Linked DNA regions of Mus musculus: region 2 is linked to region 1. Evidence: chromatin contacts called from ENCODE Hi-C or POLR2A ChIA-PET data. All regions are on one chromosome and are shown on one strand. The core of a region is the stretch at or near the end of the contact, and the rest is flanking DNA. Distances in the headings are between cores, read along the strand shown.

Evidence for each region. Hi-C counts contacts between places; a loop is a spot of excess contacts on that map. ChIA-PET counts read pairs that join two places held with the same protein, here RNA polymerase II (POLR2A).
Region 2: a loop to region 1 is called in a map of Patski, with 2.0 times the contacts of the local background. The contact joins the enhancer-like site here to the promoter of Dnal4 in region 1. A Hi-C loop is called at or near these places in 1 of 37 maps with a recorded cell type or tissue (Patski). POLR2A ChIA-PET finds 5 or more read pairs at or near these places in 1 of 5 experiments (Patski).

The regions. Positions count from the first base shown.
Region 1 is chr15:79,772,242-79,776,530 of GRCm38, forward strand. Dnal4 (dynein, axonemal, light chain 4) reads right to left here and starts at 2,226. Exons shown (of 4, transcript NM_017470.2): 1 at 2,118-2,226. Gm30977 (a long non-coding RNA gene) reads left to right here and starts at 2,287. Exons shown (of 4, transcript XR_875488.3): 1 at 2,287-2,545.
Region 2 is chr15:79,877,680-79,881,968 of GRCm38, forward strand. No RefSeq gene overlaps it. Among named protein-coding and RNA genes, the nearest start is that of Apobec3, 13 kb to the right of the region's middle. Within about 2 kb of position 1,832, at least 3 of the 3 ENCODE cell types and tissues checked have a DNase peak (open chromatin) inside an H3K27ac peak, as active enhancers do.

The sequences.
Region 1 (4,289 bases), core at 976-3,475:
GTGGAAGTGTAGAGAGCCCTAAAACCCAGGCATAAAAACTTGGATTCTACTGGATGCTCACAGTCAGCTATTGGATGGATCATGGGATCCCCAATGGAGGAGCTAGAGAAAGTACCCAAGGAGCTAAAGGGGTCTGCAATCCTATAGGTGGAACAACAATATGAACTAACCAGTACCCCCAGAGCTCGTGTCTCTAGCTGCATATGTATCAGAAGATGGCCTAGTCGGCCATCATTGGAAAGAGAGGCCCATTGGTCTTGCAAACTTTATTTGCTTCAGTACTGGGGAACGCCAGGACCAAGAAGTGGGAGTGGGTGGGTAGGGGAGTGGCGGGGGAGGGTATGGGGGACTTTTGGGATAGCATTGGAAATGTAAATGAAGAAAATACTTAATAAAAAAATTTAAAAAAAAAACAACCTTGGATTCTGTTTTTGCTCTCACATAACACAGGGTGGCTTTGAACTCACTGAACCACTGAGCTCCTGATGACCTTGAACTTGTGATACTGCTGACACAGCCAAGCCCTTGGGTTGCAAGCATCACGACCTTGCCTGGCTTCTTGGAGCTTTCAGGGTGGCTGGCAGCACAGAGGTTGGGGAGTTGGATTGACAGGGATGGCAGCCAGGAAGCTACAGCGATCAGCCCAGAAAACAGGCCTAAGAGGCCAGAATGGTCTCAGGAATGGGGAGGGTGTGATACCCCACGGAGAGAGAATCAAGGTAACTTGATAACTTTCTCAGAGGGATGAGCCTACCAGAGCATGGAAGAAACCAGGTAGAACAGATAGGCAGGCCAGCTTGATGCTAGCAGCTGGCAAAATGCAAATGGAGACATTTAGTCAGGAGGAAAAGATGGCAGAGTCATGGATGGTTGGAAAAGGGAAGCTATGAATCCTCGTATCACTGTACCAACCTCTTTCAGTTTCCTCACTCCTGTACCCCAAGAATTCCTAGCCACAGGGGAAGAGCAGAGCCAGACAGCAGGCCTGAGGTTCATCTGCAGACAGTGGCTACTGAGTGGGATACTGCGCAGGAAAGCACTGGGCTCTTCCCAGGAGGGAAAGTGTGAGGTCATAACAGACAAAAAGAAGAAATTAGGGGGTGGAGGTCAGTTTATAAAGTGCTTGCTACAAAAGTATGAAGACCAGAGTTTTCTATCCCAGCACCCGTGTAAAGGGCTGGGTGAGGCGGCCATGCCTGTGAGCCCAGCATTGGAGAGGCAGCTGAGAGGATGGATCCTTGGAAGCTCATTAGCCATGAAGCCCAGTGGTGAGCTCCTGGCATCAAAGAGGGAGACCCTGTCTCAGACAATAAGGTGGAGAGTGATTGTGAAAGACACCGAATGTTGACTTCCAGCCTCCACATGTAACTGCACACACAGGAACGCACATACACACAGAAAAAAGACAAGTGAGCAAGTACCGTCTACACTGGACTGGACCCTTTGTACTTCATTTGCCAAAGGAGATGAACTTCAGACTATTGGCTTTATAGATGCACTGACTGGTGCCCAGAGAGATCTTAGGTAGTTCTTACCAATGGGAATCCAACTTAAGTTTGCCAAATTCTTTGCATTACATAAAAGGTTAGGAGAACACACATCCTAAGGGGCGTTGACAGTTAAGTCCCACAACATCATGCTAGGACGTCAGAGTCCAAAAGGCCTTTGCGACCATTCAACCCAATTTCGACTTTATAGATGGGAAGACTGAGTGCCCCCCGTCGGGCAATAGTCAGCCTAGAATCCCAGAGTATCGCCAAATCTCCAAACCAAGTGATCTGGGACGAGGCGATTTAGACCACCAGTCAGCAGCGAGGTGGTGCGGGGACAAAGTGCAGTGGGAGTCAAAACAGGGAGGATGCGAGGGCATGGAGCTAAACAGGACCCAAGATGAGTGAGGAGGAGCGGCCTGCAAAGTGGTGCTGGTGCGCAATGTCACTGCCAAGCTCCGTGGTCTCCTACGTGGGACAAGGGGAGGTCCTGGGCCGGGAACCGCGGGCTGGGGACCTAGGTGGGGCCTAGCGTTGGGCCAGGCCTTGTCCGCCCCGCGCATCCTCCCGCCCTCCCTCAGGGCCAGCCCTCCCCGCCGCGCTGCCCTCCGCACTCCGCGCCCTCACCTGCTCCCGCGGGGGCCGGAGCCGAGGCCACAGCCAGCGCACCCCCGCCAGGGTTGTCAAGGAGCGAGCCAGAGTGTCTTAGCAACCATCACGGAAGTCCCGTCCCGTCACCGGACGTTGACAGCAATATCACTTATTATTGGTGTAGAGAAGTGCCAATTAATTCCGAAGGGGCCTAGGAGGCCGGAGCTTACGCGAGGGGCGTGGCTTAAAGACCGAGGAGGTGGGGCTTCGCTCATAGTCGTCTTAAGCCTGCCGGAGCAGCTGCGGACAGGCAGAAGTAGTCTTTGTAGAGGAACAAACTTCTTAAAGCTGTATTGCCCTGGGAGTTTTCGACATCGAAAATGACAAATGCAGTTTGTTGGTGTCGTGACGCTGATCTGCTATTTTACGACGACCGCAGGAGCCTGATAACCACCAGAACTTAGGTAGTGTTTTAGTCCTTTACAGTGAGTGACTGTCTCATTGATTCGCAACACAGTGCTTACTGTTAACAGCATCCGTGATCCCGTCTGGGCCAATGTGTAGAACTAGAGAGACTGAAGGAAAGAATCAAGGCATAACCTCAGAGAAGGAATCCAGATCTTTCCCTTGTGCAAACCCTCCAGGGTTGCTTTGTCCCAGGGGCTGGGAGACACCTGTACCATCAGATGCAGTTGTCTGGAACCTGCTTCTGATTCTTGGAAAGAAATGACCAAAGAGTGTTAGAGCCTCTTGCTGAGGGGAAGGTGAAGAAGAAGAATGGATCAGTGGAATGCCCCATAATCTAAACATTTATTCTATGCGTATCATGCAATCATTAATGAAGCCCCACTAGCTGGTGATTCTGCGGAAGGCACAGTTCAGAAGGTATAGAGCCATGAGAAGAAATGGAATCGTTTCCGCGTGCTTCTATAGCAGAGACTGGCAGGGTACTGGCTCTTTTTAAGTGGGACAACGAGGCGGGAAGAGCCCAAGATGACCAGAATGCTAATGGGAGCGGGACAGCGGTAGCTCCAAGAGGCCTGGGTGCAGGGTCAACGTAGTAGGAGTGCAGGGTCAACATAGTAGGTCAAGTAGAGGGGAAGACAAAGAAAGAAGCAGGGCAGAAGAAAGAGAGGTTTGAAACACAAGTGGCCCCTGGTGTGAGGTGAGATAGAGTCATTGGTTGCTGGAGAGCTTTGGGGAGAGTGGTAACAAGGTCTGATCTGGGACAGTGGATTAACCTAGCTTGAGTGTACAGACCCAGAACACACACATTGGGCTTGGTTTGAGACTTGGCAGCAGGAATTCAGCTCAGCACACGACAGTTCCTAGCTAGCCTCCCTGGAAAGTTCTGACTGTCTGTGGCGAATCTTACTCAGCCTTCAAATTTCCTTAATCCTCTTTTCCAACTTTCTCCAGGAGATGAAGGGCAGCCTTTGAGGGGGATGACGCTCTCACTTCTGTCACTTACACAAACGACTCCCCCAAAGGGGTCCTTGTTTGCCATCCTCTCTTTCTCGCCTCCCATTCATTCTCCCGCCCACCACAATCTGGCTTCCACTCCCACGATGTTTCTGAAATTCCCTCTCTTGTGGTTACCAGTGACCTTCTGAGGAGCAACAGCAATTGTTAGACCATCTTCCTTCCCTGCTGGCAGCACCAACCGCAGAAACCTTCACACAGTTCTCTATCACAGAGGTAGTACCTATAGATCTTTCTGCAGTGCAGATTCCAGGATCTCCTGCAACGGAATGGAGGATCATAGGGTGTTTTTCTGCAGGCTACCTTGTGGGAGCTACTGGGTAACAGGGTAACCTGGCTCTCTTGTGTCCCCCAGACCTCTAATTCATTTTTGGCTCCCATCTTGGGCTCTTGCTTTGGTCCTTAATATTACTGTGTTTTTCTGACAAGTGGTTATTGTTTCCATAGGAAATGTCAGCCAAGGGCTTATGGTTTGCACATTTGCTTTCCAGCTGATAACACTGTTGCAGGTGGTGGAACCTTTGGGACATCAGACCTAGCTGGTAGGCAGCTAAGGAACATGCCTTGAAGGTTACAGCCCTGCCCTGTCCTGCCCTGCTTCCTGCCTTCCTCTCGGCTACTGGAGCCACCAAGACACAGGAGCCACATCCTGGTTGACATGATTCCCCTCTCTATTATAATGACACTACCTCTGGATTTTAAACCGAAAGAAACTTTTTTTCTTTT
Region 2 (4,289 bases), core at 582-3,081, 110 kb after region 1:
AGATATACGGGTGTACACCATTCATTGCAGCACCTGCCTGATCTACATAGCAAGTTACAGGTCACCAGAGCTGTACAGTGAGATCCTGCATGTCCCAAAACCAAAGATGAAATTCATTGGGTATGGTGACACATATCTGTAATATGGTGACTCAGGTCAAGTCTAGCCCCGGGCTACACAAAGACTCTCCAAAGAAAAAAGAGGAGGAAGAAGGGGAGGAGAAAAAAAAAGTAAAAACCAAAGCAAACAAAAACAAAAACCCAACAACAATTATGTGTATATGTGAGGGGATGGTATTTGCACATGTGTATAGGTGTCCAGAGTCAGAAAAGGGCACCAGTTCCCTTGGAACTGGAGTTGGTTATAGGTGGTTGTTGATGAACTAACCTGCCTCCATCTTAAGCTTGAGTGCCATCTTATAGCAAGGTTGAACTAGGTTCATTCCTGTTTATGATGAACCTCTTTCAAGGATTAAGCTATGCCCCGTGTAGAACCTCAGCTACACATTTCTGTACTTCCTGTTCAAGAAATGGCAGCCATGCCTTTCTTTCAGGAGCTCCTCATGACCAACTTGTTCTGCTTCTGTAACCCTGCTTCTTTGTCTGCCAAAGCCCCTGTTCGGAAAGCCCGGTCTCCTAAGCTATAAAACCCTCATCTTCCCCATCTAGGGACGACCTCTAAAACTTGCACTAGGGCAGACGGTTGCTGGACCAGCTCTGTGCTGCTGTTCACAATTTAAATTTTTTTTTCTTTTTCTTTATTTTCTTTTTTTTGCTCCAATTTGGCCATTTGAATGGCTGGTCTTTTGTTTTGTTAGTTTGAGACAGTGTTTCTCTGTGTCGCTTTGGCTGAACTGGAAATCAACTCTGTAGATCAAGTTGGCCTTGAACTCACAGAGATCTGCCAGCCTCTGCCTCTCACTGGGATTAAAGGCCTGCACCACCATGGGCTAGCCGAGTTGGTGGTCTTTTACTTCTGCCTGGTGGGCTTAATTGCTGTGAGCTAATTGCTGTGGATGCTGGGAACTGAATTCAGGTCTTCTGCAAATGTAGTATGAGCTCTTAACCAGTGGCTCCATCTTTCCAAGCCCTAAAATATCATTTTAAACATTAATAATTGCTTCATACCCAGGAGGCCTTCCTTCCTCCCAGATACTAGAGACCGCCACTCTCAGCTACGCTGTGATTGGGTCACAAGTGAGCACATGACTTTTGCTGGTCCAATCAATCTCAAATTCGTTCCCCCTACCCCACCCCACCCCCAGGAATTTGGGGTGGGGTCCCCCCCCCACAAAGTTCCTCTTCCTTCTTCAGGATGGTGAAGAGGGCTTGTCATCTCTGCTGTTTCCACCGGTTTCCTACTGCAAGAAACTGGTCTGAAAAGAGACAAGTAGAAAGAGGAGCCGGAGCCAAGGCACCTGCAGCTTGCAGGAGCCAGAGGTCTCCTTCGGTCCATTTATCATTTGATCCCCTTGGAATTGGGTTCTGTCACCCCTGAGTGAATGCACACTGACCTGCCCCTACCTGCTTTTCTAGAGCATGCTGAAGAACGCGTTCAACTTTAGACTGGGGGAGATGGCTGTCCTCCCATCCCCCCGGGTTTTTTTAAGCTATTACTTTCTTTGACCAGAATCAAGATCCAGATGTATCACTCGTGACCATTAACTCTTTTCTGCGCGGAAGGCCACGGGAGGAACCCAGGCCTTTGTTCCCAGATCAGAGCCCCTCCTCCCAGCTCAGGACTGCTTCCTTGCTGGCTCAGATCCCAAAGCACCATTTCTGGCCCGTGACTCACAAAGTAAATCGTCTGTAAGTGAAAAGCCTCTTATCATAACTTTGGCAGGAAAAACAAGGTGGCAAGCCAGGCAACATTCTTCACGCTGGAGGCCTACCAGTGCCAAGGGCTGCTCTGCACACTGCGCATGAGCAATGTCATCTGCTTGCTCCAAGGCTGCGTGCGCTTGCTTGTGTGCGCACCAACTCCTTTCCTGTTCTGTGTGTTCCCAATGGGACACCGTGAAACGTTCTACAGCCCTATCTGGTACCCAACATCATTTTTCTCCTTATCTTAACAGCTGAACTGCAAACATTTCGGCAAGGACGTGACAGTATGCATTTGCTTAGAGGACAGTGGTACCAAGGGATGGAGGTCCTTGTCTTCTGTCATTTTGCATCTTTAGGAACAAGTTAATTTAATCTCGTGGTTTTGAGATAGGGTCTCTTGTAGCCCAGGCTAGACTGGATCTCACTATGTACCTAAGGATGACCTTAAACTTTTCGGAGTCTTCTGTCTCCACCTCCTCAGTGCTGGGCTATCAGGCATTCAACACCATACTTGTTTTTTTTGTTTTGTTTTGGTTTTTTTTTGTTTGTTTGTTTTTTTTGTTTGTTTTTTTTTCTCTTTACATGTAACTTCCATTTACGACAGAATAGATGACTTTTGTTCCTTTGGGGACACTTGGCATCAGCAACCCATGCGAGTCTACCTTCAAAGTCAGACTCATTCATTCTGCCGCTGCCACAGGTTCCAGTTTTACCACAGGAAACGTGAGCATCTTCTCACCCACCCAGTCAGAGTGGATGCTAGCAGGGCTCTGTGAGAGCAGAAGAGTATCAGCATTGTGCCCTTTCTGCCTTAGCCCCGACCGCCTGTTTTGCAGGGGCTCTGCCTCCCCACCCCCAACCCTGTTGGCCATCTCATGATGCCAGCTATAAAGCATGAGCGGCTGTGTACTGTCCAGTGAGTGAGGAATGGATGCAGGTGAAGGGGTAGCCTGTGGGTGTGCGTAGGTGTGATAGTAAGGTGGCCCCATTTCAGGTGACTCCAGGGTAGTGCATGATGGCCTCTCCATTGCCATCCTTTGCCTCCAGGTTAGAGAACACCAGAGTTCATCTCCTGGTCAGCATCCTCTTTGACAGGGGTGGTGGTACAGACCTTGACATAGCTGGTGTTTCAGAGCTTTGGCGGACGTCCACTAAACTGCTGTAAGCTGGTGCCAGCAGCTGGAGCTATTGATGGAGCTGAGCAGCTGCTGCACAGAGCTGGGGAATAAAGCCCAGGCTTCATGCGTGCTAGGTGAGCACTCTCCTAACCAGGCCACATCCCTGGAAAGGCTAACCAGTCCTGTATTTAAAAGCATTATTTCCAGACTGGGTCTCATGGCACATGCTTAGTTCCAGCAGAGGCAGGCAGATCTCTGGGTTCGAGGCCAGCCTGGTGTACATAACAAGTTCCAGGACAGCCAGGGCTACACAGAGAGACCCTGTCTCAAACAAACAAAAAGCATTATTTCCGTGGTTATTCTTGGGGGATGAGTTGGTTATTTTTTAATTGATTTATAAATACACACACACACACACACACATATATATATATACACACACACACATATATGTATATGTGTGTGTATGTATATGTGTATGTGTGTGTGTGTAGAAGGCAAAGAACAAACTTGGGTGTTAGTCCTCCAGGCCTGTTCCTTTTACCTGAACCAGAGTTTCTCACAGGCTGGGAACTTCAGTACAAAGGGCAGGCTGACTGGCCCCCATGCTTCTAGGGCTCCAACTCCCATCTTGCCATTCACTGGGAGAATCATCCCTGGGTTTTTGTGTTGGCTCTGGGGATCCAAACTCGGGTCTCCAGGCTTGTAAGACCAGCTCTTTAGCAACGAACCTCCCAAGCCCTTTAATAGAACCTGTTTCCATGGCTTCAGACTGTCATGCTCCGAGGCTTTGACAGTCACAGATTCATAACTAGAGGCAATGAGATTGCTAGTCCAGCAAATGAAATGTCCTCCTAGCCCTTGCAATGCTGATTCATGGCTGCATGTGTAAAATCATTCCCTGAAGGTTGCTTGTTTGTCTTAGAACGTGCATTTCCAATCTCATGCTTGCTCTGGAGAACTGTTCAGTCTTTGTGCTTGCCATGCAGTTTTCTGATTAGTTGCTTTTATTTTATGTTTGTTCCTGGTATGCATTTTCACACACCCATATACATACTGAGATCAGAAAACTTGTATACATCCATATTCTTCTATCATGTGAGTGGGAGAGACTGAAGGTGGCTCATCCCACTGTTCTTCTAGGTGCTCCCCTCGCTTGGCCGCAAGCGCCTTTATCTGTGAGCCCTCTCTCTGACCCTTAGACATCGTGTATTCGTTGTTATAGATAAAGAACCATTTGGCAACATTGATTCACCTTTTAAAGTCATAGATACAATGTAATATAATAGCAACTAAGCATACTCAACAACAAACCAGTAACCTGAAAGCAGAAGCCCTAGACCAATCA